7 separate regions of the Mus musculus genome follow, and regions 1, 2, 3, 4, 6 and 7 are each linked to region 5. The links are chromatin loops, found by intact Hi-C in ENCODE. Cell type or tissue: gastrocnemius. All regions are shown on one strand.

Region 1 (4,000 bases), 55 kb before region 5:
ACACTGTAGCTGTCTTCAGAAACCCCAGAAGAGGGCATCAGATCTCATTACAGATGGTTGTGAGGCATCATGTGGTTGCTAGGATTTGAACTCATGACCTTCGGAAGAGCAGTCGACACTCTTAACCACTGAGCCATCTCTCCAGCCCTGGATTGAATCTTAAACATTTTTCACAAGCCCAGGTTTTGAACTCTTGGTTGGTTCGTGTTGGTTTTGAAGGTTGTGAGGTCTTTAGAAGGTAGGGTGGGGACTGACTGGCAAAAGTAAATCACTGGGGGGGGGGGGGCCTTTGAAGGCTCCATCAGGCCCTGGTTCCCTTGGCTTCCTGGTTTGTCCAAATGTGAATAGCCTCTCCACACAATTCTACCAACAGAAAGTGTTGCTGTGTCTTTCTGACCCCTGCTTCCCCATCACAGGAAGCTGAGGCAGGAAGATTCCAAGACCCTGTCCCAAAACAATCAAACAACAAATGAGAGAAAGAAAGTGTTTATAATCACCCACCTCCTTACCATTCCCACCTCTCCATTCTTCTTTGTGTTGATATGAGTTTCAATTTATTTTACATCCCTCAGCCTGAAGAACCTCCTCTCCCCATCTCAACATCTCAAGGTTCATATTTCTTTTTTTTTTTTTTTCGAAACAGGGTTTCTCTGTGTAGCCCTGGCTGTCCTGGAACTCACTCTGTAGACCAAGCTAGCCTCGAACTCAGAAATCCACCTGCCTCTGCCTCCCAAGTGCTGGGATTAAAGGCGTGCACCACCACGCCCGGCTAAGGTTCATATTTCTTTGACAGGAACCACAAAGAAGGAAGGAAGCACATTCATGGACTCTACTTGATTCCTTTACCATTTCTTTCTATCCTTTTTCTTCTTTTACTATTTCCTGAGGTGCAGAATTCCTGGAAATTCTATACCCAGCAATACTAACCTTTCCTCCTTCAAACAGAGTTTAAAGATTGTGTTTTTCTTTTTAATTTGTTTGTGTGTGAGTGTATGCATGTGTGTGTGTGTGTGTTTGCATGTGTATTGGGAAGTTTGAGGGTGTTATATCCCCTAGAGCTGGAGTTACAGATAATTTAGAGTCACCCAGCATGGGTGTTGGCTATCAAACTTGGGTCTTCCATAAGCTTGGCAACACTCTGAACTACTGAACAGTCCTTATTCCTCTTGATTACATTATCCCTGCCATTTCAGCATTAACCTGTGTCTCTATAGTCCCTATTACATAACGTGTCTTTAAAATATGGTTATTATAGTGTCTAGGACGGTGGCGTGCTATAGTCAGCTGCCTTTTCTTTTCCCTGTTGAGTGACTAAGAAAAAAAATGACTTTTGGGGTCACATCTCAGTAGCAGAGCACTTCCTTAGCATGTAAGTGGTCCCGGGATCCATCGTTAGAGGAATAAAAATAAAAAACAATAACCAGAACAGTTTAGAGATTTATTTTAATTATGTATATGTTCATGCTTCTTGTATATGTGTATATGAGTGAAGGTCCTGGCATTGGCCAGAAGAGGGAGCCAGATCCCCTGGAGTTGGAGTTAGTGGTGGTTGTGAGCCATCCAGTATGGGTGCAAAAAAATCAAACTTAGGTTCTTCCCAAGAGCAGCAATGCTCTTAACCACTGAGCCACCTCTCCAGCCTCATCAACTGACTAGTTTAAAGACTCACTTGAAAATGATTTGTGGGGCTGGAGAGATAGCTCAGTGGTTAACAGCACTGGCTGCTTTTCTAGAACAGCTGGGATAAATTTCCAACACCCACAAGGCAGCTCACAACTGTCTGCAATTCCAGTTCCAGAGGATCTAACACCCTTCTACGGACATACACATGGGCAAAATACCAGTGCACATAAATATAAAAATAAATACATCATTTATTATTTTTAAAGACAGGGTTTCTCTGTATAGCCCTAACTGTCCTGGAACTCTCTATGTAGACCAGGCTGATCCTGAACCCAGAGATCTGCCTGCCTCTGTCTCTTGAGTGCCGGGATTAAAGGTGTGCACCACCATCGTCCAGCTTATAAACCATTTTTTAAGTAGTTGAATAGTGTGGTGGTTCACCCCTTTAATCTACATAGAGAGTGCTAGGACAGCCAGAGCTGCACAGAAAAACCCTATCTCAATAAAATAAAATAAGTAAATGATTTGGGACACACTGGGTTATGGCATTTGGACAATAAACTCACCTTACCTCAATTTTGAAAAGGTAACTGCTTTCACATCTCCTTACTGTCCATTGTCTTCCAGCCATCTCCTTGTGACTCTCTGTGTTTGTTCTGTTCTTAGGTTGCTGAGAGTGGTTGAATTGTGAGTGGAAATTTGTCATCAATTCCAGAATGAGCTGACCTGATATTTCTTGGGAAAACATCCCCCTTTGCTTCCTTCTGCATTTTCTGGGCTCCTAGCTATCCTCCTGCCTCAGCCTTCTAAATACCCAGGACAGCAGGTGTGTTTCACTGTCCTTGTCTTTTTGTGCATGCACATTTCACTACTAGAAGTCTATTTTCAACTGAGTTTTACACCCCACCCTGTCCCACATGGAAATGCAACCTGTATACTCTGTTATGGGTGTGTCCCCACACGTGTGTGTGTGTGTGTGTGTGTGTGTGTGTGTGTGTGTGTGTGTGCGTGCGCGTGCGCACATGTGCTCACAGGCATTCATACAAATGTGAGTGGGGGCTCAGACAGGTATGTGTGCATACAGGTGTGTGTATGTGTGTATGTGTGTGCATACAGGGGTGTATTGCATACAGGGGTATGTGTGTGTGCATACAGGTGGCTGTGCTCTTGCCCTCTCATCAGCACTCACCAGCATGCTCCCAGTCAGAGACCAGGGATCCCAGTCGCTCCCCTAAGCAGTCTTCTCAGTTTTAGAATTCCTCTTCACAAGAGTGGACAGACTTGCTAGGATCCCGGTTCATGCAAAGATCTTAGTTCTAGGTCCTCACCATGGGCCACCCAAGGCCGCATGAGTTACATCAGACAGATGTTGACCTCTGCCTGCAGCTCCAGATAGAACTGCTTCTGCCTCCACCCTGAGACAACCGCTCTGCCGCCCTTGGCGTTTTGCTCCTTTTCTGCTTCTTCAGAATTTAAATTTTCCTTTATTCTCTCACATCGCACCATGCAATGCACTCAGAGGGTTTTTGTTAACTACAAAGATTAGTTACTCTCACCCAGTCTCAGCCACTGCTTATGTGAGATCATTGTGGGCATAGAGGTTCCCCTCCTCGGCCCAGGGTGAAGCTGAGATGGAAGGATCTGTTATTTTCTTCTTCTTCCCCACCCCCCCGGGTTAATTTTATGTGTATGTGACTGTGTGGGGGTGTCTGCACCTGCATGTGGGTGTCCACAGAGGCCAGAAGAGGATATCAAGTCCCCTGGAGCTGAAATTAGAGGCAGCGCTGAGTCACCAGACATGGGTGCCAGGAACTGAACTCTGGTCCTCTGAAGAGCAGCACACTTTCTTAACCACTGAGCCGTCTCTCTAGCCCAGCTCTGTTCATTTTTAATGATCCTGATATTTCTACATGGAGTCTAACTTCCTATTTAAATGACCGTGAACTCATTTTAACAGGCAATGACTTGAGAATAAGTTGTTGGGTCAAAGAAAAAGATTTCTCTGGAAAGCCGGCAAGCTGACAAGACGGAGGCTCTTGCCAGCCATGGCTATCTTCTGTAGTGTCGCAAGCACAGTCTTGTGTAGGGAGCTAGAAAGCATGTCAGCTGAGCGGGTACCAAGATAGTCTTTGGAGTATCTGAGAGAAAAAGACACCTGAGAAAGTGAGCTGAGAACTGGCAGAAAAAGGGGCAGAGCCCCAGAGAAGCTCTGTCCAGAGAAGTCGTGTGAGCAGCCTGCTCCGTGGTCTCTGGGCTTGTCCATTATGTTAGTAAATACAGTCAGGCTCTGCTTTAAAATACCCTAGCCAGCAACACAGCATTTATACTACCGTGGTCCTGTATGGTTATAGTGGAGCCCACAATCCCTGCCGCCTAA
Region 2 (4,000 bases), 260 kb before region 5:
CTGGGGAGGCAGAGGCAAGCTGATCTTTGTATGTTCCAGGCCATCCATCCTGTGTTGTTGGTTGGCCTGATGCTGTTTGTATTCTGATGTTAATTCTGCTTCTTCAGCTGCCCACTTTGACTCACCCCCATTCTCCCCGACCCCCCGACCCCCCAACCCCCGCAGAGCAGTCCATCACATGCTTGGATGATCTCATGTGAGCCTTCTCCCCATTTTAATTGGTCAGTAAAGGTTAGAGCCTGTAATTGGGCAGTGGAGGGGAAAGGTGGGGCTGAAGGTTTGAAAATGGGGGCAGGTAGAGACCCAGAAGAGGATAAGAGGGAAGGGGAGAGGACAAAAGAAGAGGAGAAGGCAGCCATGATGGACCAGAAGAAACTACAAGTAGCAAGGGGTCTCATAGCTGGGGAATAAGTTAATATAATGTTAGATCTGCCCAATGCAAGCATACAGTTTATAATTATAATAACTGGATTGTGTGGTTTTTATATGGGCTTATTTGGGTTGGAAATTCCAGCAACAAATTGGCACCCAAGGTGGGGTTTAGGATTGAACTAACCTGAGATAAAAGTCTACCCCCTACCTTTACCTAAGTGGGAGTCTATATAGTGAATTTCAGTCCAATCAGGGCTACATAATGAGACCCTGTCTCAAAAACCAAACCAAACAACCCCTACTGGGTCTTTTTGAGGGCAGCTCTGATTTAAAAAGCTCCATTCCTCACCAGAGACTTCCACAACAGTTTCCTAGATGTAGTCTCCAGGGCCTCTGCAAGGGATGGACCCACGAAAAAAGTTCCACATTCATAAAACACAACCTAAAGTACCGATGGCAAATGCGGCTCAGGAGTGGGGAGCTTGTCGAGCTTGTGCAAGGCTCTGGGTTCAAGTCCCAGCCCCACAAATACACAAGCAAACAACCTCCCACACAACCGATGAACATAAGCTGATAGCTGTGACACCATCTAGCTGTCAGTCAATGGCAGTTGACCATTTTTACTCAAAGCCATCCTTCTTAGCAGCTCAGTTGACGCTTTCAGAGACGTACATAAGCTTACAATTAAATGTTTAGGTAGGGCATTTTGCTGGTCAACTCCTGGAACTTTGGTTAATGGCTTCAATAGAAAAAGATTTTGTGACCAGTGTTTGTGTACCCAGTGGGATATGGGCCCCATATCCTATGCAATTGGCCATCAGTGCTTTTAATTGTTAGAGAAGTAGTCTACCGCTTTTATTGTGCCTATTTGTTTATTCATTGGCTTTGTTTTGTTGAGAAAGGTTCTCTCAATATAGCCTTGGCTAGCTTAGAAGTGGCTATGTAGACCAGGCTGGCCTCAAACTTCCAGAGGTCCACCTGCCTCTTCCTCCCAAGTGCTGGGACACATCTGGCCTTACTGTGATAATTTTAGAAATTATATATCAAGCCGGGCCGTGGTGGCTCACGCCTTTAATCTCAGCTCTTGGGAGGCAGAGGCAGGCAGATTTCTGAGTTTGAGGACAGCCAGTCTGGTCTACAGAATAAGTTTCAGGACAGCCAGGGCTACACAGAGAAACCGTCTAAAAAAGAAAGAAATAAAGAAATAAATAAAAAAAGAAAGAAAGGAAGAAAGGAAGAAAGAAAGAAATTATGTATCATATAGTATTATATGATAATTTCCCCCCAATCCAGCTAACTACAGCGAAAATTACTCAACTTCCTTATAAAAGCACGCGTTGCTAAATACTATATGTAAATGAAGGGTTTCAGTAATCCTTAAAAATTATTTTATTTATCATCTAACTATCTATTATCTATCTATCTATTTATCTACCTATCATCTATTATTTAAGTGCATTGGTGTTTTGACTGCATGTATGATTATATTAGGGTGTTGGATCCTCTGGAACTGGGGTTACAGTCAGTTGTGAGTTGCCATGTGGGTGTTGGGAATTGAACCTGGACTCTCTGGAAGAGCAGCCGGTGCTCTTAACCACAGAACCATCTCTCCAGCCCCAGAGTTTTTATTACTCTTAAGGAACAACTCAAGACCTTTAAAATAACCACTCACGAGCTGGAAATGGTGGTACATACTTGTAATTCTATCCTCTGGATGCTGAGGAAGGAAGGTTGAAGTTCAAGGCCAGTCTGAGTTACAGTGAATTCTGGTCTGGCCTGGAGTACATAAGAGACCAAGCTAAAAAAACTAACCCATTTATTTAGTCTGTCGCTTTAAGCAATGCTCACATTCCTGTTGATTTCCACTAGATGGCAGCAGAGGACAGCTGTTTGCCTGCGGTGTAGGGTTGAATTAGAGCGGTCATTATTTATTGTGTGTCTCGGAGGTCAGAGGACATCCTCAGAGAGCTTTCTCTCTCCGTCAGGTGGATCATAAGGCTCTAACTCAGGCTTTCAAGTTAGGCACTGAGCTATTTCACCGGTTCTAGCCCGTAGTTTTCTTTTGTATGTATGTATGTATGTTTGTTTGTTTGTTTGTTTGTTTTGAGGCAAGGTCTCTCCAGGTAGCCCTGGCTGTCCTGAAACACACTATATAGATCAGGCCCTCCTGAGCCTCTGAGAGCTTCAATTAAAGGCATGCTCACCATGCCCGTCTCTTCTATTTTCTGAGGCTCAGGCCGGTCTGGAGCTCTTGCTCCTCCTGCTTCAGCTTCCTGAAGATTGGGATTCCAGGAGTGCAACTACCACATCCAGTTTCTTTAGCGTTTCTACAGGGGCAGCTTTCTTTAACCCTTCATCTGTGATTCCAGATTCAGTAGTGCTGGAGTAGCGGTGCCTGTTTGCATTTGCGCTCTGCGCCCGGCGCTCTTAACGATTCCACAGGAATACGGGAAGATGAGAGTCTGGACACAGTTGGAGTCCATCTGGAAGTCACACTTGCTCTTTCAGCTAGAGTCCTATCACAGGCATGGGGTCTCTGAGTTTATTCAATAGCCTTCTTTGCACCCACCTAGTACCCATTTCAGGTGCACATGAATCTATCCCGGAAGCCCACCTGCCGCTGCGGTTCTATTTAGATCCCTTAGGTGGACTCTGAGCGGTTTCTGTTCAGCATGGATTTGTTTTGATTCCAATCTGATTTATCTCCTCATGCAATACAGACTTTTCCATATCATAAGAAAGGTAGGTAGATTCTTTCAAGCTTTTCTTTAAAAAATTACACACACACACACACACACACACACACACACATATTTTAAAGAAGTGTCTCACTATGTAGCTCAGGCCAGCTTTGAACTCATGTTCCTCCTGTCTCTAGTTCTTTTACTTTCTTTTGAGACAGCATCTCATTACATAAACCAGACTGCCCTCAAACTCACAAAGATCAGCCTGCCTCTGCCTTCTGAATACTGAATACTGGGACTGAAGGTGTGTGCCACCATACCTAGCCTGACCCTAGCCCTTGAATCCTGGTATTCCAGATGTGAGCCACCTTGCCCAACTCAGTCCTCTGGCCAAATTGAATCGAGGGTTCTGGAAGAGCTAAGGGTGTTGCTTACCGCTCGGCAGTGCCCAAGGCAAAGTCTTCTAGGATCCAACCAAACAAGAATCCCAGTCTCACTGGTGTCTTCAGAAGGAGCTGGGACAGGATCCACACAGACAGCAAGAATGTTGATAGATAGTCCTAGCAGTGGGAAGCCTTGCAGAAGCTTAGAGATGGCTCAGATTATGGAGACAAGATCTGTGAGGGGCAGGTGTGAGAGGCGCCATGTTGCCCCCCCTGGCTAACAGTTTCTTTGATAACAATTCAGCATGCAGGCCTGGCTTCTAGATCCATCCCCAAGGGAGAACTGGCAGTTAGAAAAGGAGCCCAAAGCTATGGCAATTCCTTGCCTAGATAAAAGTTAACAACTAGGGGGTCATTTTCATTAGAAACAATGTTGTTTAGCAGCATAGTTGACACACACCTTCTTATCTGTTTCCAGGGAAGGATGGTTAGAAAATGAAAGGACAGGTCCCCAGGAAGAAGAGGAAAAATACCGATACTTCATCCTGAAACCTAGACATG
Region 3 (4,000 bases), 180 kb before region 5:
CAGCTAACAGGAAACAAAGGTAATGGCATTTGGTTGAACTAATTAGTTAACTAATCCAGATAGAGTTTATTTTTTGTTTCGTCTTGTTTTTTTGAGACAGTCTCATGAGATAGCCCAGGCTGGCCCTGAACTCACCAAATGCTAGAATCACAGATGTGCCCCACCCCCAAATGTTCTTTCCAGGGGTAGGCAACTTCTGTTGTGCTAAATATTATTCCCCCCCCCCCGCCCTCCACTTAGGCCATATGGTTCTCAAATAAAAGCTACAAAAGCCTTTATATTTATGATAAGTCTCAAAGCACTAGAGCTGGGCAGATACCAACTCCCTATGCTATTTTGTCTACTTCCCTGTCAATAACACGGAGCTACCACTTGCCATGTTTCTCCTGGGCCACTCCTATTCTAACAGGCCAGCCCCCCTGGCTGTGTGCTCACCATCCACCTATTCATGATGTCTTCTTCCCTCTTTCTCTCCTCTCATGGTCCCTGCCTGAGACCCCCAAGCCCAGGAACCTCTGTTCTGCCCAGCCCAGGCTGTAGGCATCTTTGTTAACCAGTCAGGGATAGCTTGGGGGCAAGGTTTATACAACAAAGGCTGATATATGTGAGGATCTGCTCATCTGGGAGCAACCGATTCGTGGGGTACAGAATTTAGCATTTGAATATAAGCAGCACCAGACCAAACCACAAACTCTCCCATTAGAATTTTTATCTGCATTCACTTCTATAAGAGCTCTCATTTCTGACATGAGTTTTCATTCCCAAGTCCTTTATTTTTAAAAGGGGTGGGTATTTGTATTCATTGCTATTTGTGATAGGAAAACAAGACACACACACAACAAAATAAAACGAGGTTTGGTGTATGCTTATCAAAATGGTACTCGGGAGACAGGCACATACATGTTTTAGCATTCAGGAGGAAGAGGTAGGAAGATGGGGGAGTTGGAGGCTAGCCTGGGCTACATCATGAGCGCCTGTCTTATGGTGGTGGTGGTGGGGGGGAGCCACTTGTGTTAACCTCCAGAGGTGAATTCAATTCCTCTTTGAAAGGCACATCTTTGATCCCTGTTAACTGCCCATTTCCTTGCTGTGGCATCTGTGCCTGAGTGGTAAGAAACTCCCATGCCAGGCCAGCAAGTGCGTGCCACTTTGTTACTTATATATTATATATGTGCCCTCAAACGCAGGAGGATGTTGTTGGGGCAAGATAAAGTAAGACTTCTAAACAGCGTGTGCGATTTGAGGGTCTGAGGAATAATTTGGCGATATTTGAAGATCTACTTCACAAAAGTAAAAATGCAAGCGGCATGATGACTTATTAAAAATGATCACTAACCCAATTTCGAACACTTTGGAGTGCCGGGTGGGCAAGCCGGCTCTTGTCAGGGCCCTTTCATTTGTCTGTGACTCAAAAGCCACCGTGAAATGCTTTGAATATTTATGATTTTGATCGAGGATCAGACTACCTCCAATAATCTTCAGGTTTTTTTTTTTTTTAACCCGGGTGTAAAGTGTTTGAAATGTCTATCATCCTCTGATGTATGAGTGGTTAATTATTTGGATGAATATGAAGTACCCCTTTCTTTGAAGGAAAGGGTGTGGGAAATTCTACTTCCACAAAAGTAAAATTAATTCTCTGTAGTGACCGTGAGGTCGGGGAACTCACTGGTCAGAGATTATTTTGGGGAGTAATTTCTTTTACTGTTTCAAAATGGATGGCGTCATCTTAAGTCGTTATTTTTTTAGATCCACTAGAGGGAGTCGTGTGGTATAGATGTGGATTGTTTTTTTTTAATAAAAGAGATGTGTTTATCACTGAGTTAGTAAATGCATTCGAAGCAATGGTCTTGTCCAAATTCAGCCACTGCGATTCGGGAGTCTAGCTCCTTACTCACAGACCCTGCCCGGATTGAGGGAAGCGCTTTTAACACCCCTGAGTTTGCTTGACTTCTTTCTCTCCTTCTAACAGTCTTTCTTAATTTTCTAATTCTGCCCACCATCCGAAGGCAATTTTGATATGCAAATAAGTCTTAACATTCAGAAACGGAATCTTTTGAAAGTCTGATTAGTTTTTTCTTCTCCCTTCCACCTCTTCTTCTTCTTCTTCTTCCTCTTCTTCCTCCTCCTCCTCCTCCTCCTCCTCCTCTTCTTCTTCTTCTTCTTCTTCTTCTTCCTTCTTCTTCTTCTTCTTCTTCTTCTTCTTCTTCTTCTTCTTCTTCTTCTTCTTCTTCTTCTTCTTCTTCTTCTTCTTCCTTCTTCTTCTTCTTCTTCTTCTTCTTCTTCTTCTTCTTCTTCTTCTTCTTCTTCTTCCTTCTTCTTCTTCTTCTTCTTCTTCTTCTTCTTCTTCTTCTTCTTCTTCTTCTTCTTCTTCTTCTTCTTCTTCTTCTTCTTCCTTCTTCTTCTTCTTCTTCTTCTTCTTCTTCTTCTTCTTCTTCTTCCTTCTTCTTCTTCTTCTTCTTCTTCTTCTTCTTCTTCTTCTTCTTCTTCTTCTTCTTCTTCTTCTTCTTCTTCTTCTTCTTCTTCTTCTTCTTCTTCTTCTTCTTCTTTGGTGCAGTAGCCCCGCGTTAGGGAACAGAGCGGCAGAACTCTGCTTCTCCCTCCCGGAGACTCCCGCCCTGGGACCTCCCGCTGGTCTCCTTGTTAAGATGCCTCGGACACTGCTGGAAAAGGAGGAGGGGCTGGGGTTTGATGTCCCGTTCTACAAGAATAACACAAAGCTGCAAATTGAAACCGGTTTAATTTTCCAAAGCTTAAAGATTTTAAAGTAATTTAGACAAGTGTTTAATTTTTTTAAACGCCGAAAGCTTACAGCGAAGAAGCAAGACAACTTAGCCCCGCGGCGTTCCTCCGAGCTGATGCTTTGCAAAATGAAATCCTAATCGAGGTAAAATTTACATCCGGTGAAATACACAGACTTTAAATCTCCAGGCCAATTGATTTGATGGCACGGTGTGGATGAACGACAACCACCCTACTGGGGGGTATGGGTGGCTTCTGTCACTCCAGAAGGTTCCTTCTTGCCCCTTCCTGTCATATGACAGAAAAGCAGGCCCTGTGAACGGAGACTCTGAGATGAGTTTCACAGGACAGTCAGTGGACTCTTCAGAAGGGAACTTGGTGAATACAGACTCTCTCCAGACATCAGGGTGTAAGTGGGTGGCAGGGTGGGGAGGTGGAATGCTACCTAGCTGTAGGTCTTGGGGATGGCATCAAAGGTGGCCTTGGCAACATTGCCCCCCGGGGGTGACAGTGGAGCCCCTGGCTGATGGATGTGTAGCAGTTATGAATACCAGCCTTTATCATCAGCTTCTTGGGCACAGGAGCAGAGCCACAGAGGCCTGTCACCTTGTGTCCAACAGTGTGGGGCTTGCCAAGCCTCTTCCCCAGTAGCTGCACAGGGACAACGGAAAGCTTTGCCAAGATAATGGCCCCCTGGATAGCAGTGGCTACCTCCTTTGAACACCTAACACCAAGACCAACGTGAGCATTGTTGTCCACAGTAGCGATGAAACCTTGAACCTGGTCCGCTGGCCAGCCAGTCTGCTACTGCACTGGCATCTTTAGAACCTCATCCTTTAGGGCTACGCCCAGGGAAAAGTCAGTAATCTAGGATGCCTCAGTGGGCAGGAGAACAGGCGGATCTCCTCCAGGGACTTGATCTTCACGTCCTTGTCCAAGTGGTCCAGCATGGTGATGGGGATCCACTCCTTAGCTTCAGCTTTCCTTTCTTGAGTGGCGAGGCCTCAACCGTGGTGGCCACAGATCACTGCTCTATCCTTTGAATCCTTCGTGAAAGCTGCTGCTACCTCCTGAGCCCAGCATGGGGGTCCTCTGGGCCCTCCTGCTACTGGGCATCAGCCGCTGTTGCTGTTTAACGGAAGAAGGCATGGTGATGGTTTAAATGATCTCTAATCAGAGTGACTGCTCTCTCTCTCTCTCTCTCTCTCTCTCTCTCTCTCTCTCTCTCTCTCTCTCTCTCTTTCTCTCTCTCTCTCTCTCT
Region 4 (4,000 bases), 230 kb before region 5:
CGGGGTCAGATGAACCAGAGAGGTGTGTGAAGGCAGTGTGGGGAGCTTGATATGCCAAGATGTGGCAGGGGTGTGTAGGTCTGGTGTAGCCACTGGTGCACAGAAGGCTACCCCCTGTATTTAACTAGTTGGTTACCTTTTAGGGAAGTTTCTTTGTTTCTTTTTTAGAAATTAAAAACTTTAAATTTATTTTAGTCATTGTGGTGGATTGAATGAAAGTGGCCCCCATAGGCCCATAGGAAATGGCACCATGAGGAGGTGTGGCCTGGTTGGGGTAGGTGTGGCCTGGTTGGAGTAGGTGTGGCCTGCTTGGAGGAAGTGTGTCACTCAGGATGGGCTTTGACATCTCAAGCCGCTCAAGCCAGACCCAGTGTCTCCCTCTCTGCTTGCTGACCCAGCACCATGCCTGTCTATGTGCCACCATGCTTCCCACCATGATGACAGTGGACTAGACCTCTGAATTGTAAGCCAGCCCCAATTAAATGCTTTCTTTTATAAGATTTGCTGTAGTCATGGGGTCTTTTCATAGCAATAAAAACCCTAACTAAGACACTTACTATTTATGTGTTCCCATACACACACACACACGTGGAAATGCATGCCACACATGGAAGTCAGAAAACAACTTCCAGGAGTTGGTTCTCTCCCTCCTTTGTGGTTCCAGGGATTAAACTCAGGTCGTCATGCTTACATGACAAGATGACAAGTGCCTTTACCTGTTTTACTGGTTGAGCCATCTCTCACTGGTCTTTTTTTTTTTTTTTTTTTTTAAGATAGTATGATGGTTTGTGAATGCTTAGCCCAGGGAGTGGTACAATTAGGAGGTGTGGCCTTGTTGGAGTAGGTGTGTCACTGTGGGTGTGGGCATTCAGACCTTTATCCTAGCTACTTGAACACCAGTCTTCTCTTAGCTGCTTTTGGAACAAGATGTAGAACCCTCAGCTCCTCCAGCCTCACATCTGCCTGGATGCTGCCATGCTTCTACCTTGATGATAATGGGCTGAACCTCAGAACCTGTAAGCCAGCCCCAATTAAATAGTGTCCTTTAGAAGAGTTGCCTTGGTCTAGGTGTCTGTTAGGGTCTGGTTTGGTCAGCCTGCCAAATGCATGCACCACTGGATAAACCCCTCCTTTTAACTGAACTGTAACTCTGATGCTGAGTGGGGAGGCTATGGCAGAGAAAGCAAGCCTACTGTGGATGCCTGAAGCTAACACGGTTTTAAGATGTATTCAGTTCGTTGTCAGCCCTAAGAATCCATGCTCAGTCACAGTAGTTTGTGCTTCAGACTACGTTGTGTGAAGGCTGTGGAGATGGCTCCCTGGGGAAGTGCTTGATGTGGAGGCACAAGGACCTGAATTTGGATCCCCAGCATCTATACCAAGAGCTGAGCATCACCACACACTTTTATAATCTCAGCGCTGGAGAGGCAAAGACTGGTGAATCCCCAGAAACCCACGGCTAGCCAGCTGAGCCAAAGTGATGATCTCCAGTTCAGGGTAAGACCTTCTCTCAAAATACAAGGTGGGCGGTGGCTGAGACTATCAGATGTCAGACTCTGGCCTCCAAACAGAAGCACGCACCCACCAACATAAGCTTGCTCTATACTTATTTTTAAAAGACGGCTCCACTCATGTTGGCTGAGAAAGCGTGAAATAACATGACTTTCGTCTTTCGGGCTTTGCAGGGAAGGAGCCCCTTATCCAGGTTACTAAAATCCAGTGTGTGTGTGGGGGGGTGTGCTCCCAATTTTTTGCAAGTCAGAAATAGAAGCCCCTGATGGTAAGGATTTCGGTATCTCAAAGAGTCACTTCTCTTCTCCCTCTGCTTTGTTAAAAATACGGGACGACCTTAACACCAGAGGGCAGTGTTTTATAGTACTTACCAAAATGTCCTTAGACCTTGTCATCTGATGCATTAATGCATGGTTTATGCATGTTTGCAGTTTCCCCTTGTGCTGTTAAATAATACACCTGACCGGGGACCAGTGAACCTAGAATTTCATAAGTGGCAGGCATAACAAAACCACCCCACAAAAAAACAACAATGAAACACATGCCCCTCTCCCATTCCTCCCAGGCCAACTATTCATTTTATGAAGCTAAACCTCCCTGAATTAATTTTCACAGTAAGTTGTGCTGTTTGGGTGTTGGCTGGTTGTTAGCGATGGGGGCATTTTATAATACATAACTTTCCCTAGACCCAAGGAAGCCCTGTCCAGCTAGGTATTTTAAAATCAAGCTTTGTTTATTTATTGTTTTTATGTGCATAGGTGTATGTCTGTACATCCTGTGTGTGCAGTGCCCATGGAGGGCATCAGATGCCCTGGAACTGGAATTACAGGTGGTTTATGCCAGCCCACTTGACTTAGCTTTAGGGCTGGTCAGAAATGGTGAGTTTTGTTTCTGAAAAGTACCCTGGCCTTAACAAGAAGAGGATTTGCTGCTGCTGCTGCTGCTATTGTTGTTGTTGCTGCTGCTGTTGCTGTGTGTGTGGTGGTTTGAATATATTTGGTCCAGGGAGTGGCACTATTAGGAGGTGTGGCCTTGTTGGAGTCAGTTTTCTGTTTGCCTTTGGAACAAGATGTAGAATTCTCAGCTCTTTCTCCAGTGCCATGCCTGCCTGGACACTGCCATGCTTCCTGCCAAAGATAATGGACTGAACCTCTGAACCTGTAAGCCAGGCGAAATTAAATGTTGTCTTTATAAGAGTTGCCTTGTTGGGGTTGGAGATTTAGCTCAGTGGTAGAGGCCCTGGGTTCAGTCCTCAGCTTTGGGAAAAAAAAAAAAAAAAAAAAAAAAAAAAAAAAAGAGAGTTGCCTTGGTCATGGTGTCTCTTTGCAGCAAATGGAAACCCTAACTAAGACATTGACCTACGCTGGGCAGTAGTGGCGCATGCCTTTAATCCCAGCACTTGGGAAGTAGAGGCAGGCGGATTTCTGAGTTCAAGTCCAGCCTGGTCTACAGTGTGAGTTCCAGGACAGCCAGGGCTACACAGAGACCCTGTCTCCCCCCCCCCCCAAAGACATTGACCTATGCTTCCTGCATCTCATTACCGTTCTGTAAGTGGTGATTCCATCTTTTAAGTTGCTTGGATCATAAATGTCAGAGCTGTTGATGACTCTTCTCTTTTCCTCACATAGAACCAATAGCAAACTTTGATTTTTTTTTTTTTCATCCAAATCCAGAGTCTGAGCAGGTACGGCACCTTTGTGTTTCCATCCCTGTGGAGCTATTTGCTCCACAGTGGAACAGTCCCTTCTGAGGGGAGGAAGGCGGCTCATAAGACTGCAGAAATCAGGCTGGAGAGATAGCTTGGGGGTGGGGGAGGCCACCTCAAGACTGACCTGAGATGGAGCCCAATACCGTAGTGAGAATAATTTCTTTAGAATGTAAACCAAATTAGATCACATTATTCTCCAAGCCTAAGCCCTGTGGGAAGCCAGCTGCCATGCCATAAAGATACTCACATAGCCAGGGGTGAGAGACAGGACAGTCTTGGTTTATGCAGTTTGTTTAGCCACAGATCACTGATCCACACAGCTTGTCTAAGGTTAACTATGGAAAATGTAAACTTGAGTTTGTCAGACTTCAGAGCCTGAGTTCCTGAACATTGAGCCTCACTGCCTTGGAATTAGCCCCACTATCTGTCCTGATCATCCTGAGCCCATTGAAAACTGCACCTGAGTCCTGCAGTTTGCTTTGGTCTGTCTGTGATACTGAGAGTAGAGCTAAGAAATCACCCCACGATTTCTACACACATTTATAGTTTTTTTCTTGCATTATACTATTGTACAAAAACAAGTCCAGCTTTATCTCTCATTTGTTGTATTGATTGATTGATTGGTAAATAATTTTTTAAGGTTTATTTTTATTTTTATTTTATTTGTGTGCGTGTCTTTCCTGAATGTATGTAAATGTACTCTGTGTGTGTGTGTGTGTGTGTGTGTGTGTGTGTGTGTGTGTGATTCCTGCAGAGGCCACACATCTCCTAGAATTGAAG
Region 5 (4,000 bases):
CTATTATTTTCTTAGACAGCGCCTCACTCTGTTGCCCAGGCTGATCTATAACTCAGTATGTAGCCCAGGTTGGCCTTGTACGCAGAGCATTTCTCTTGCCTGGGTCTCTTGCAAAGCTAGATCTCGCATGTGCACCACTGTACCTGGTTATTCTTACTTCTTATTACTTCAAGAGCCAAGGCCAGAGAGGACAATGGTATGGGTTTAAATGACATCTCCAGCTAGGCATGGTGGTGGGATCCCAGTGCTCAGGAGGCAGAGGCAGGCTGATCTATGTAAGTTTGAGGACAGCCTGGTCTGCAAAGTGACTTCCAGGACAGCCAGGGCTACACAGAGAAACCCTGTTTTGAAAAACAAAGCAAAACAAAACCCAAACAAACAAACAAACAAAACGTGACAGCTCCAAATAGGGAAAAGACATGGGCAGCCTCTGATGGTACATGATTCTGATTCCAATACTACAGGGTGGAGGCAGGGGGATTGTGAGCCAGGCCAGCCTGGGCTACAGAGTCTATTCAAGGCCAGCAGAGGCTATGGTAGCTAGACACTGCCTTAGAAAACAGAAAGAAGGAAGTAAAGAAGAAAAGACAGTAGGGAGAAAGGGGGTGGATTCGAGATACTTTCAAGAAGTAAGACAGAGTGCAGGGGTGGTGGGCTGAGGTGGGAGTCCTGGGAGGGGGGTGCAGGACTTGGAAGAGATGAGGCTCAGGTAGGGTAGGTGATCTGAGGCACCTTCTGGATGTGCTGATACAGATGTGGGGCAGGTGGCTGGACAAGGCAGGGTGGGGGGAGAGCTGCTAGAGGTCAGGGGTGGAGGTGTAAACTGGGAAGCCAGCATAGGGGTGGTGCTGAGCTCTGCCCTCCAGGGGATGCACAGGCAGGTGAGAGGCTGCTGGACTCAGAACACTGGAGGCTGCTGAAGAACCAGTGCCAACCTGTTTAGGGGGGTAGGGGGTGGGGGGATGGGGATGGGGATGGGCGTCGGAGTGGGGGTGGGGGTGGGAGGATATTTTTAGAGAAAGAAGAGATGGAGGAGAGGCCGTGGGGCCATGGGATGCATTTTGGTGGGAAAGACAGAGCAGGGTTGAGGCAAGCCTTGGAGGGCGACTCTGTTTTGTTTATTTTTGAGGGAGGATTGTGCCATGCAGCGCTGGCTGTCTGAAGCTCAGGATCACAGTCTCAAAGCCTCAACCTTCTGAGTGTTGAGATTACATGGTGTGCACCCCTATGCCCTTTTAAATCTTTTATTTTATTTTATTTTATTTTATTTTATTTTTGTTTTTTGAGACAGGGATTCTCTGTGTAGCCCTGGCTGTCCTGGAACTCACTTTGTAACCAGGCTGGCCTTGAACTCAGAAATCTACCTGCCTCTGCCTCCCAAGTGCTGGGATTAAAGACGTGTGCCACCACCACCCCGCTTAAATCTTTTAATTTTATGTTTTGTTGATAGATTAGCCTAAGGACTGTGCTTTGGCGATGTCTTGGAGGAAGAGACAGAGACATAGGGTGGGCATTGGAGAACACCATTGCTTGGAAGGAGAACAGGACCCAACAGAAAATACCTACTTTTGAGGGGCCTACTGGGCTTTCCCATTTATTTAAAATACCAGAAGAGGTGATGCTCATGAAGGTGTGTATGCAATGTGAGCACGGGTGTGTATGTGTGTGTACACGCGTGTGCATGTGCGTTTCCAGTGAGGTCAGAGAATACCTGGTATCTCTCGGATGGACAGTGGAAACCATTGCCTTGCTTGGTGTTGGTAACCCAGCTCTTGGACCCATCTGAGGGATGAGAGAAGCTGAGGTGCTGGGGTGCTTGGTACTCGGGCAGGTTCTTTTGGAACTGGTGGGTTAGAAAGTAGCGTCTGGGGTCTTCCCAGAGATTCTGTGGAGGTTGGTTGAAATCTCATCTTAGGGAGAGGCAATTCTTTCTGCACTGGCTAGCGTCACCCACTCTGGAATGTTGCTGCCACCTGGTGGCCCAGTTAGGGATGCACCGGCCTCTGTTTAGGAGCAGGGACTTGGCCCCACCTGCTGGTTATGAGTGGTTCTGCATCTATAAAGTCCCCGTTGGCGGCAATTATGCTACACTGGAGAAAGAGAAGTGGCTTGTCCTGTCTGCTTGGTACAGGGTTTGAGTCAACCTGTCTGGATTTTGAATGCCTCCCCAGGGTATTTGAGGGAGGGACCCAGGACTTTGGATACCAGTTGTTTCTATCCTGACAATGGTTTCTACATCGAGGGAAGGTCAGCCATTCAAAGATAAAGAAAGGCCTGGTGGGGAATCTGTGTGTGTGTGTGTGTACCCACATGTGTGTCCTAGTGGGGCCCTGGGGGATGGATCACACTTGAGGAGAGGGCCTGAGACTGGACAGCTATTCTCCAACCTTGATTTTTTTTCCCCCAGTGACCCTTCCTAGTGATCAGATGGTCTGCTTTCAGGGAGAATGGTGAGCAATTGGGACAGGACTGAGTAATGAATACAAGGTGCTACCAGAGAGGAAAGGGGACAGAGGACTTGTCCATAGTTCCACCTACACGTATACCCATCATCCAGTCATTTATGTCCATATAGAAGGACATACAGAGAGACAGAGAGACAGAGACACATCCCTGCATGCACATTCTTTCCTGTGTTCCACAGTCTAGCTCAAGGCTGTGAGGCTGGATATACCTCAATGAATTTGAGGCAGGGCCTCAGGGCTGGGCCTATGGCCTTCAGTTGATGGCCATCCTGGGGACCATTAAGGTGGTGCTAATTGTCAGAGTCTTGGGTCTTGTTCCCTCCTCCCTTAAAACTGGTAATGGCTACATTGCATGTAGGTGTGTCCAGCTTAGCTCCTGCTTGGGTGACACTGAAGAGTGACCTTGCGAGGGTTTCTTATTTTTAGCCCATCCCCACATGCTCTCCCTTTCTCTCCCCCACTTCCTTTCTTCCCCTCCCTGACTGCCCCCCACCCCCTCTCTGGCAGTAGCCCAGGGCAATGAGCTGCAGCAGACCAAGTGGCAGTACAGGCTGCCCAGATGGGCCTCTAGGTGTCCTTTGGCTGAGCAGAAGCTCCTAGACACTCTGCCCCAAGCTCTGCCAAATGTACCCACAACCAGAGACACTTTCTCCGTTGTGAATTCAGTTTCGCTAGCGCCTGCTATTTCTGGGCCACAGTTAGCTTTCTAGCTTTCCAGGCTTCTCTAGCATCTCTCACATGGGTCTGCCTAGAGCTGGTTCTGGCTCCAGTCAGGGTGACCTTCTTGGCTTTCTGAGCCTCTGGACATCTGCCTTCCATGAATCTCCTAAACCCCTCTGGCTGTGACTTGATCCTCCTCCCCATCCCTCTGGGTCCTTCCCTATCAGATGGTCACTTCCAGCTGGAACCAGAGGGCAGCCTCACCCTTGCTCAGGGCTCCTGGATGAATGTGGCTCCAAGACAGAAGGCAGCTTCAGTCACTTGTTCCAATCCTGGAAGATTCCAGAGACCACTACAGTAAAGGCAAAATGGAGGTGAATTAGCTGTAGCCAGTATGAGGCCAGCTGGATTCCAGTAGCATCTACTGCCTGGGGGACCTGGTGCTGTCTCTCCTTACAGACCCAACATCAGCTTTGGGAGTGGTCTCCCAGGACGACCTGGATATATCTGCCCCACAGACGGATCCAGAAGGCAGGCAGAGGTTCTCAGCAATCCTGGAGAGACAGGCAAACGGACATCTGCTCCTAATACAAAGTGCTTCCCTCTCCTTGTAGACACAGCCCCAGTCACACTCATACTGTAAGCACCAACAGAGCTCCCACTGGGACCTTTCCGTTGTCACTCTGACTTGTGCCAATTTCAGAATCAGTTCTGGCACCCAACTTAAGGAGAGGTTTCACAGACAGCTCTGCCTTCCCCTCCCCCAAAGCCAGATCCTCAAGGGTGGGTAATCTGTCAGCCTTGAGGTGTTTGATTAGGTGTGTAGATAAGGCTGAGGTCACACTCAGGGTCAGGGATGTGCTGGCTATAGCTTT
Region 6 (4,000 bases), 500 kb after region 5:
CCTAATGTTGGCTGTATGACATCTCCCACTACACCCTATTTCAACCAGACCATGCTGAGAATGAGGCTGTGAGCCCCAGAGTCCAAGCACAAAAGTTTGGCACTACTAGGTGGCTTTGGGGACATTGGAGACAAAGCAGAAAGCACCCTGAGGCTGGAGCCCCCAAAGCCCCAGTCTCAGCCTCTTGAAAGGCCTTTTAAATCTTTCATGCATAGCATCCCTGGGCCCTGGAGCTCCAAGGGGCCTGCATGCAGAGCCTCCACTGTATGTGTCAGCCCCTAGTTTGGAGGAAAGGAAAGAGACTGGGAGTACAGGGACAGATAGCCTCCCACCCTCCCTTCTTCTCAAAGCCTGGTCCAGAGCCAGGGAACAGTCCCTCACCCACCCCAGAGACCAGGGCAAGGATTGGTGGAAAGACCAATAGGTTCAGGGGTCACCATGTGTGGCCAGGTCACAGGTCAAAGATCTGCTGACAGTAGACTGGAAGATATTGATCTACAGGGGGGAGGTGACAGACCTCTGACCCCTGCCAAGGACTGTGGGCAAGGCTGGTGGTCAGCAAGCTGGATTCCACGCAGCCTCCCATGGCCCCATGTCTCTCAACAGCAGGCACAAAAGACGGTGATACAAATGATTTCATTGTCACCCTTGAACTGATGTACCAGCATGCGGGCCAGGGGACAGCAGGGACCAGAGGTCATGTGCTCTAGCTTCTCAAGCTCTCACAGGTTTGAGACAACTGAAGAATCGAAGGAACTGAGAAGCCCTGCCTTGCTGGGCCTGTTGGCACATGCCTTTAATCTGAGCACCTGAGAGGAAGAGGCAAGTCGATGTTTATGAGTTCGAAGCCAGCATGTTCTACGTAGTGAGTTCCAGACCAGCTAAGGGTTACATGGAGAGACCCTGTCCAAAAAAAAAAAAAAGGAAAAGGAGGAGGAGGAGGAGGAGGAGGAGGAGGAGGAGGAGGAGGAGGAGGAGGAGGAGGAGGACTCCAGCAGGGACCAAGGTGTCTTTAAGGCAGCAGCAAGCTGAGGGTTGAGTTGCTCAGCTTCAGGCTGCCTCCGTGGCTCTCCCAACCCTCACAGTGACCGTAGCATCCACCTCGGTTCTCAGTCCAGTTCACTTCTCTAGACTGCAGGAGGAATTTCTGCTCCTCAACCCCAGACAGCTGCAGAAGGCAAACCTGGAGAATACACCCTGCTCTGACAGGCCCAGTCACGGCTGGACACTGTAGCTGCCCCTCAGTCCTCCCGCCAGTCCAGAGGGGGCAGAAGAGACAGGTAGGAAGAGCCTCCCTCCCCAGATAAATTCACCTGGAGGGTCTTTCTCCACCTACCTACAAGAGCCTAGGAAGAGAGAATGTGAATGTATATGAGTGAATGTGTGCATGTGTTCTTTGTGTGTGTATGTGAGTGTGTGTGTGTGTTATTTATGCATGTGTGTGTGTTAGTGTGCATCAATGCATGTGTGTGCATATATATTTGTATGCTCACATATGTATTTGTGTGCGCATATGCATACGGGTGCATTTACTTGTACTGGCATGTGTTTGGGTCCTTTCCAAGTTTGGAATGGCCCCCTTCGAGGCTCTGACTAGAAGAAACACTGTAGTTGTTCCTTGCAATGGCTTGGCCCCAACTTAGGAACTTACCAGTCCCTGTAGTCCTGGCCTTGGCCAGCGCTTCTAGAGCTAAGGGCTACTGACCAGTGTTTGCCAGCTGGCAACATGGTCAGAGGGCAGCTCTGTCCCTTGGGAAGACATGTGGTAGCCCCTGGCTCAAAGCAGACCCAGGCTGGAGGTCACCAACACTAAGGCAAAAGCACACGTGAGTCCTCTTGGGTCTGCAGCTTCAATATAACCAGTGCCTGGCTAGGATTTCCTCCTGGCAGTGACACCTACCGGGCATGTCAGGTACTGCGGACTGAACTCCCTTTACGGGAACACGGTCCCACCCTTCAGTGTACAAGAGTTGAAGTTTGTCTGGTGGTGCTCCCAGAAGCCTCTGGGGTTCCTTCAGGTCCTTTTGGAGCCCCCCACCCCCACCCAAACACACACTAGAGGCGTACGGCTCCTTAACCTCTCTCCTTTAAAGCGGGGCATTGGTTTAATGCTTTTCAAAGACATTTCTCTAAAAGTGTCTTAAAATCTCTTGGCTAGCTTTAGCTGTGCACGTCTCCATAAAACCTCTCCGTCTGAATGATGAGATGGAGTTTAATGCGTTTACAAGTCTGCTGTCCCTTAAAATGTTTATGAAGTCACTTAAAGGATGTCACATATGCCCAATGCAGGGGAGAGCTGATATAAATATCTCGTGGAGATCAAAAGAGCCTAGGAGAGTCCAGATCACCCCTAAGCTGAATGATTTCCACGGCCCAAACTTGGGAATCTCCCAGTAGCAGTGTTGCCTAGCAAGGGGTGGGGATGGGGTCCTAATAGCAAGATATCCCAACTGCCAACTAGCTCCTCTCCTAGATGGGACAGCACCTTGAAGATCTGGTGCTCCTTGAGTGAGGCATCTCCTTTTCTTTATCATGAAGTTTTCTGACTCCTGCATGTCCCCAGAGTCATAGGTAGTGGAGCTAAGGGATACTGACCAGTGCCTGCCAAGTTGCGGTGTGTGCCTGAAATCACTAAATACAACTTGCTGAAGGTAAACCACAAGTAACGGGGCCATAAAGCGAGGCAGCTTTGCAGTGGTCTGTGGCTTTGCAGCTCGGGCCTCAGGCTGTCTCCAAATTCTAGCCCAGACAGGCCATAAGAAGTTTGCCCATGAAATTTTCTACAGGGAATGGGTGAAAGCTAAGCTAAGGCCCAAACCTTTGTCCTGCCATGGCCAGATGAGCTCAGGAAGGAGAGAGTCAGCCTTGTACAAAATACCCTACTCAATTCATTCATTCATTCGTTAGCTCGTTCCCTCATTCATTCATCTGTTACTATGCACTAACACTGAACTAGATTGTACGAGCTAGGCTCTGCCTCAGTGAAGAAAGCAGGGTGTTCAGCTCATGGGATGGTGTGGGCAATGGGAGAGATGAGCAATACAAATAGGTAAGAATCAGGCCTGGTGGCACAAGCCTGTAATCCCATCTACTTGAGAGGCTGAAACGGGAGGGTCACGAGCTTTAGGATAGTGTAGACTATAGAGTGAGTTCAAGGCCACCCTCGACAGTCTGGTGAGACCTTGTGTCACGAAACAAAAAGTACAAAAGGGGTTGGGTTGTGGCTCACCGGTAGAGTGCTTTCTCAGGATCCAATAGCAAAGAGCTGTAATGTAGCCTGGTACAATGTAGCCTGGTGGTAGAGCACTTGCCTAGCACGGATGTAGGTCTCCAGTTCAATACTTCAGTGCTAAAAGAATAAAATAAAATATAATTAAGCAAAATATCTAGAGTTTCCAATGCCAATCAAAGGGAGATGCAAGACAGGCTGAGGAGAAAGAGCTGAGATGGGGGTGCGCTGTTCAAAGGAAAGGTCGGAGCAAGTCTCATTCTTAAGAGAGGGAGAGGATGGGCTCTGGGAATTTATGAGAGAAGACCAAGAGAACAGCAAGGATAGAGATCCTGAGACAGGATGGAGCGACTTAAGGAGTGGTGTGGCTGGTGCCAAGTGGGTGAAGGGGTGACAGTGAGGTTTCTGGGTCACTGATATAGTTGAGTCTCTGGGCTTATTAAATTGCACGCAGCAGAGGTTTGAGAGCTGAGACAGGCCACCCCTGTCCTGCCTAGGGGAGACCCCGCCATATAACCGAGGTATCTGTCTAGGGTTTCAGTCACTTCTCAGCCTGCAGAGGTATTAGGGCTGGGTCCCGTGTGACCCTCGGGCCGTGGCATCCTCGCTTTGCAGTCTCTCCCAGTTCTAGGCACGACCGGCACACCAGCCAGAATGTTCCAGCTTTTTTGTAGAGGGGCTGCCTCCCGAGGGGGACCTAGTGAGAAGAAAGCAATGTGGCTCAAAGCTCTGTCTTCCTAGCCACCGAACGCAGCTACCAAGTCCCGCTGG
Region 7 (4,000 bases), 110 kb before region 5:
CTTTTTTGTTGCTGTTGTACTTTTGATTGAGGTCAGATAAGGGGTCAGCTTCTCACTTCACCCAGAGGGCAGCAGCCTGCCTCCCAGGCCCCCTCTGCAGACCTGTACACCTGCATGCCTGTATACCTGAGAACTCACACCAGTACACCTGTAGACCTGAATTCATGCACTTGAACACCCCATATCTACCCATCTGCCTGCCTGGTTGCCTGTGTATATTAACTCTTGGATACAATAACATGCGTGCACATCTGCACATCTGCAAACCTGCACACCTGCACATCTGCAAACCTACAAACCTGCATGCAGGATACCTTTTTATGTAAATACTTAGACACCTGCAAATTTATACACTCACTGTCTTAGTGACTTGTCTATTGCTCTGGTAAAGCACTCTGATCAAGTCAGCTTATAGAAGAAGGGTTTATTTCCTGTATACAGTTCTGAGGAACAATCTATTACCATCCTGGTGGGAAAGCATGGCAGCAGGTAGGCATTGTGGCTGGAGCAGTAACCGAGGGCACACTCACATCTGGAACTTCAAACAGGAAGCAGAGAGAGCAAACCTGAGTCTTTAAAATCTCAAAGCCTGCCTCCAGTGACATACTTCCTCCAACAAGGCCACACCTCTAACCCTCCCCAAAACAGTGCCACCAACTGGAGCCAAGCATCCAAGTGCCTGAGAATCTGTGGGACCTTTCATTCAAACTGTTATACCCACATACACCTGCAAACCTGCATATAACACACTATACGCCTGCACACTCATATGCCTGCATATGGTACACACCTGCATACCAGTATGCATGCAGATACACGTGCATGGACACTTACAGACTTGCATACTTGCACACCTGCCCACAGCCTTGGGCCATCCCATGTCTCTCATCCTCAGGCCCAGTGCCTTCCTCTACTGGAACCCTGAGGTCACCATCCCCTAATCAGGTGGCTGTTCTTGTCTCTCTTCCTGGCCTCTTGCCTCCTGTGCCCAATTCCAAGGCTTGTGGTGGCCTTTCCCTCTGCACTGGATACTCCGTACACTCAGCCTTGCTTAACTTATGACAACCTAAGAGAGTAGCGTATGGTGGCTGGTGTGGGACAATCCCTGGAGTTTACAGAGTGAGGAGGAGTCAGCACAACGGGGAGAGTCCCTTCTACTCACATTACTTAGGAAGCAGTTGCTGAGTTTTCCCACCCACTCAGCTGTGAAATGGGACTGTGGTCAGCACCCACAGATCTGTGAAGATGCCTTGTCTCCATGCTGACAGCTGTTTCTTTACCTCCCGAGGAACACTAAGGGATGAAAGTGATCACTGACTCAAGGCTCTGGCAGGAGGAATCAGAAGATATAGAAAGTAAAAGCCTTAACTCACAGACAAGAGCTTCAGGACAGGTCCCAGGGTCCTGAGTGTGGGTGAGCAGTGACCTCAAAAATGCATACAGGACTGGAGACGTGGCTCAGTGGTTAAGAGTGCTTGTTGCTCCTCCAGAGGACCCAAGTTCCATCCCCAGCACCCACAGTGAGTGGATCAGCATCTCGCAACCTCTTACTTAAGCTCCAGGGGATCTGGCGCCCTCTTCTGGCCTCTTCAGGTACCTGCACCCACATGTGCACATACCCCTACATAGATCCACATGTAAACATATTTTTTTTAATTGGAAAAAAGAATCAAAACCTCCTAAATGATAGAGCAAAAGTTGTGTCGATCAGAAGTACAAAAAAATTGGACAGTTCACCTAACTAGAGAAAATAAAATGGATGTCTGTGACTCCACCATCATTCCTTCCATTCCTCAGCTGCATGACCCTCAATATCATGGGATACAATCCATAAATAGAAGTTGCTTGTTACTGTGGGTTTTTGCTCTCAAGGTCCAGCCTCCTTCTAACCCTTTGCTTTTTCCCAGACCTTGGCAAAGCCATTCTAGCTGAGAAATAAGTGAGTTATTTTTAGTCCTTTAATGGTGTTCATGAACTCATTCCTTCCTTTGGCCTAAGGCCCAATGGGACCATCAAAGGGATTTTAATACTAAGGTTGAAAAGGGAGAGGGTCCTTTCTGGCCACTTATTCCCTGATTGCCCCTCTCCAGCTAGAACCCAGGGCACTCCTAGGAAGCAGAAGCCAGGCCTCTCATTTACCGCTATGCATTTCATTTCAGATTAAGTTCATTTAAACAGAACTCTCTGGGTCCTCTCCCTTGTTAGAGAGGGGTGCCTCATGCCAGAGGATCTCTATAGACTCCACCTCCCGTTCATCTTTCTGCCAGACTCACAACCTGTGATTTCGGCTCAATGCTCCCAAATGGTTAGTAGAGTTTTCCCTGAGTTGGTTGGGGCTGGCTTGATGGAAAGCAGACACAGCTTCCCATAGGTCAAGGCTCACGAAAACCTTCCCTAGTGGATATCTAGGCCTGGACATCACTCCTTTCCTGGTCTCTACCTCTGAGCCAATCCGATTTACACTGAGTGATGCAGAAATGTAGCCTATAGGGCCAACAAGATGGTTAAATGGGAAAAGGTGCTTGTTGCCAAGTCTGAAGACTTGAGTTCGATCCCTGATGCCCATGTGGTGGAAGAGAAAACAGGCTCCTGGAAGCTGTCCTCTGCTTTCTACTCATGTGCCCTGGCATGTGTGTTGCCCCTTCACACATAAAAATAACCTCCTTGGATCCCTTGAGGATAACTTGAGGAGGAGAATAGCTATTCCTTTCCCTCATGTGTTTCCATTCTGGGGGTGGAGGTGGCGATGACTCTCAGCTGGCGATGACTCTCAGCTGGCGATGACTCTCAGCTGGTGACAGAAGTAACCCTCACTTCTCTGGGAAGAATACTTCTGTCCCTGTCATTTCACCCATAAGACCAATGCCCCACATGGTGAAAAGAAATAGGGAAATGCAAACAGAAGCAAGATGTCTGCAGGAAGATATTCCTGCCCCCCCTCTCTGCTTTCAATTTTTATTTTTCTTTGTATACATACATCTGTGTTGATACATGCTACATGTGTGGGGTTATATTTATGTGCATCTGTGTTGGTGTATGCAACATGTGTGTGTGCCCACAGAGAGCACATTGGATCATTTCTGCACACAGTGGTGTTAAAAGGTCAAATGTCCATTAACACAGGTGCTTGGGCCAGGGCAAGGCTTTGCCATTCATCTAATCCTGATCTGAGGGAGGCATTGCCATTCCTATGGGTATGACACATTGATGTCCTTGTTGTGGCTGTGTTCATGTCAATAATATTCAGGACTCCATGGCTCACCACAAGTAATGATAGTAATAAAGATGGCAGTTGCAATAGTAGCCATGGCAACAGAAGTAACAGCAGCCACAGACTAGTCTGTAGTTGTAGCTGTTGCAGGAGTAATAATAATGGTACCCTCACAGTAGTAACAATGGAAGTTACGGTAGCTAGCAGTGCTCAGGGTATGAACAGCAGTGCTGCAGCATAGCCTGTGGCCACCACACAGATATTGACTGCTGAGCAAGTGTTCCTGTGACAGCATCCTTCCAAATTCAGTCTGCTCCTCTGTAAAGAGAGAGTGATGGCAGCCACAGCCAACTCCCAGGAGTCATGATGCCAGGGCGACTTTCCAGAATGAGCGAGCCTCCTGCTAAAGTCCAGACATGGATGCCATGCCTCCATCTGCATGCGTCATGGAGGGTCCCTGCTTATGGTCTCTCCATAAGCTGGTCTACCCTTCTGAAGATAGGAGCTCCCCCTTCCTCCTCCTTCTCTGTCAGCACCATTCTTGCTTCTGTCTCTCCTTCTTCCTCTTTTCTTCTTCCCCCTCCTCTCCCCATCCCTCCCTTCTCGCCCTTCCTCCTGTCTCCTTGTTGTTTTTATCTGTGGTACTTTCTCCAGGGATAATGCTGGGAACCAAGTCAACTGGGGCTAGGTGGGCACTCAAACAGGGACTGATGCTGGGGACCACCTCACTCTGGGTTTCCTCAAGGAGAACTGCAGCAGGCCTCTGACTCCGTTTGTTTGTTCTTGGAT

Evidence for each region. A loop is a pair of places that touch in the nucleus more often than their neighbours do. Peaks named below come from ENCODE experiments on the same cell type or tissue, not always from the same donor. Only the 100,000 strongest peaks of a DNase experiment are listed, where the experiment ranks them.
Region 1: a loop joins it to region 5, with 4 times the contacts of the local background. A loop is called at or near these places in 15 of 42 quality-filtered maps.
Region 2: a loop joins it to region 5, with 13 times the contacts of the local background. A loop is called at or near these places in 39 of 42 quality-filtered maps.
Region 3: it touches region 5 in a loop (5-fold over the local background); 12 of 42 quality-filtered maps call a loop at or near these places.
Region 4: a loop joins it to region 5, with 13 times the contacts of the local background. A loop is called at or near these places in 13 of 42 quality-filtered maps.
Region 6: it touches region 5 in a loop (3-fold over the local background); 21 of 42 quality-filtered maps call a loop at or near these places.
Region 7: it touches region 5 in a loop (2.4-fold over the local background); 3 of 42 quality-filtered maps call a loop at or near these places.

Annotation. Positions count from the first base shown.
Region 1 is chr7:34,614,961-34,618,960 of GRCm38, forward strand. No RefSeq gene overlaps it. Among named protein-coding and RNA genes, the nearest start is that of Gm35378, 13 kb to the right of the region's middle. In gastrocnemius, a CTCF peak has its summit at 1,516 (motif pointing right); no DNase peak of the experiment used is centred here; H3K4me3 peaks cover 3,459 bases; H3K27ac peaks cover 2,855 bases.
Region 2 is chr7:34,405,459-34,409,458 of GRCm38, forward strand. No RefSeq gene overlaps it. Among named protein-coding and RNA genes, the nearest start is that of Lsm14a, 18 kb to the left of the region's middle. In gastrocnemius, a CTCF peak has its summit at 2,239 (motif pointing right); a DNase peak (open chromatin) is centred at 2,261.
Region 3 is chr7:34,492,344-34,496,343 of GRCm38, forward strand. No RefSeq gene overlaps it. Among named protein-coding and RNA genes, the nearest start is that of Gm35297, 52 kb to the right of the region's middle. In gastrocnemius, a CTCF peak has its summit at 1,745 (motif pointing right); a DNase peak (open chromatin) is centred at 3,368; H3K4me3 peaks cover 296 bases.
Region 4 is chr7:34,437,242-34,441,241 of GRCm38, forward strand. No RefSeq gene overlaps it. Among named protein-coding and RNA genes, the nearest start is that of Lsm14a, 50 kb to the left of the region's middle. In gastrocnemius, a CTCF peak has its summit at 1,866 (motif pointing right); a DNase peak (open chromatin) is centred at 1,826.
Region 5 is chr7:34,670,136-34,674,135 of GRCm38, forward strand. No RefSeq gene overlaps it. Among named protein-coding and RNA genes, the nearest start is that of Gm12781, 12 kb to the left of the region's middle. In gastrocnemius, no CTCF peak of the experiment used is centred here; DNase peaks (open chromatin) are centred at 1,988 and 2,995.
Region 6 is chr7:35,167,693-35,171,692 of GRCm38, forward strand. Gm38988 (a long non-coding RNA gene) reads right to left here. Exons shown (of 4, transcript XR_003946743.1): 3 at 3,230-3,349. Among named protein-coding and RNA genes, the nearest start is that of Gm35889, 11 kb to the left of the region's middle. In gastrocnemius, a CTCF peak has its summit at 1,908; a DNase peak (open chromatin) is centred at 1,903.
Region 7 is chr7:34,557,593-34,561,592 of GRCm38, forward strand. It overlaps Gm12784 (predicted gene 12784), which reads left to right. Exons shown (of 3, transcript NR_166595.1): 3 at 1,381-1,789. Among named protein-coding and RNA genes, the nearest start is that of Gm12784, 13 kb to the left of the region's middle. In gastrocnemius, a CTCF peak has its summit at 1,591 (motif pointing left); a DNase peak (open chromatin) is centred at 3,578.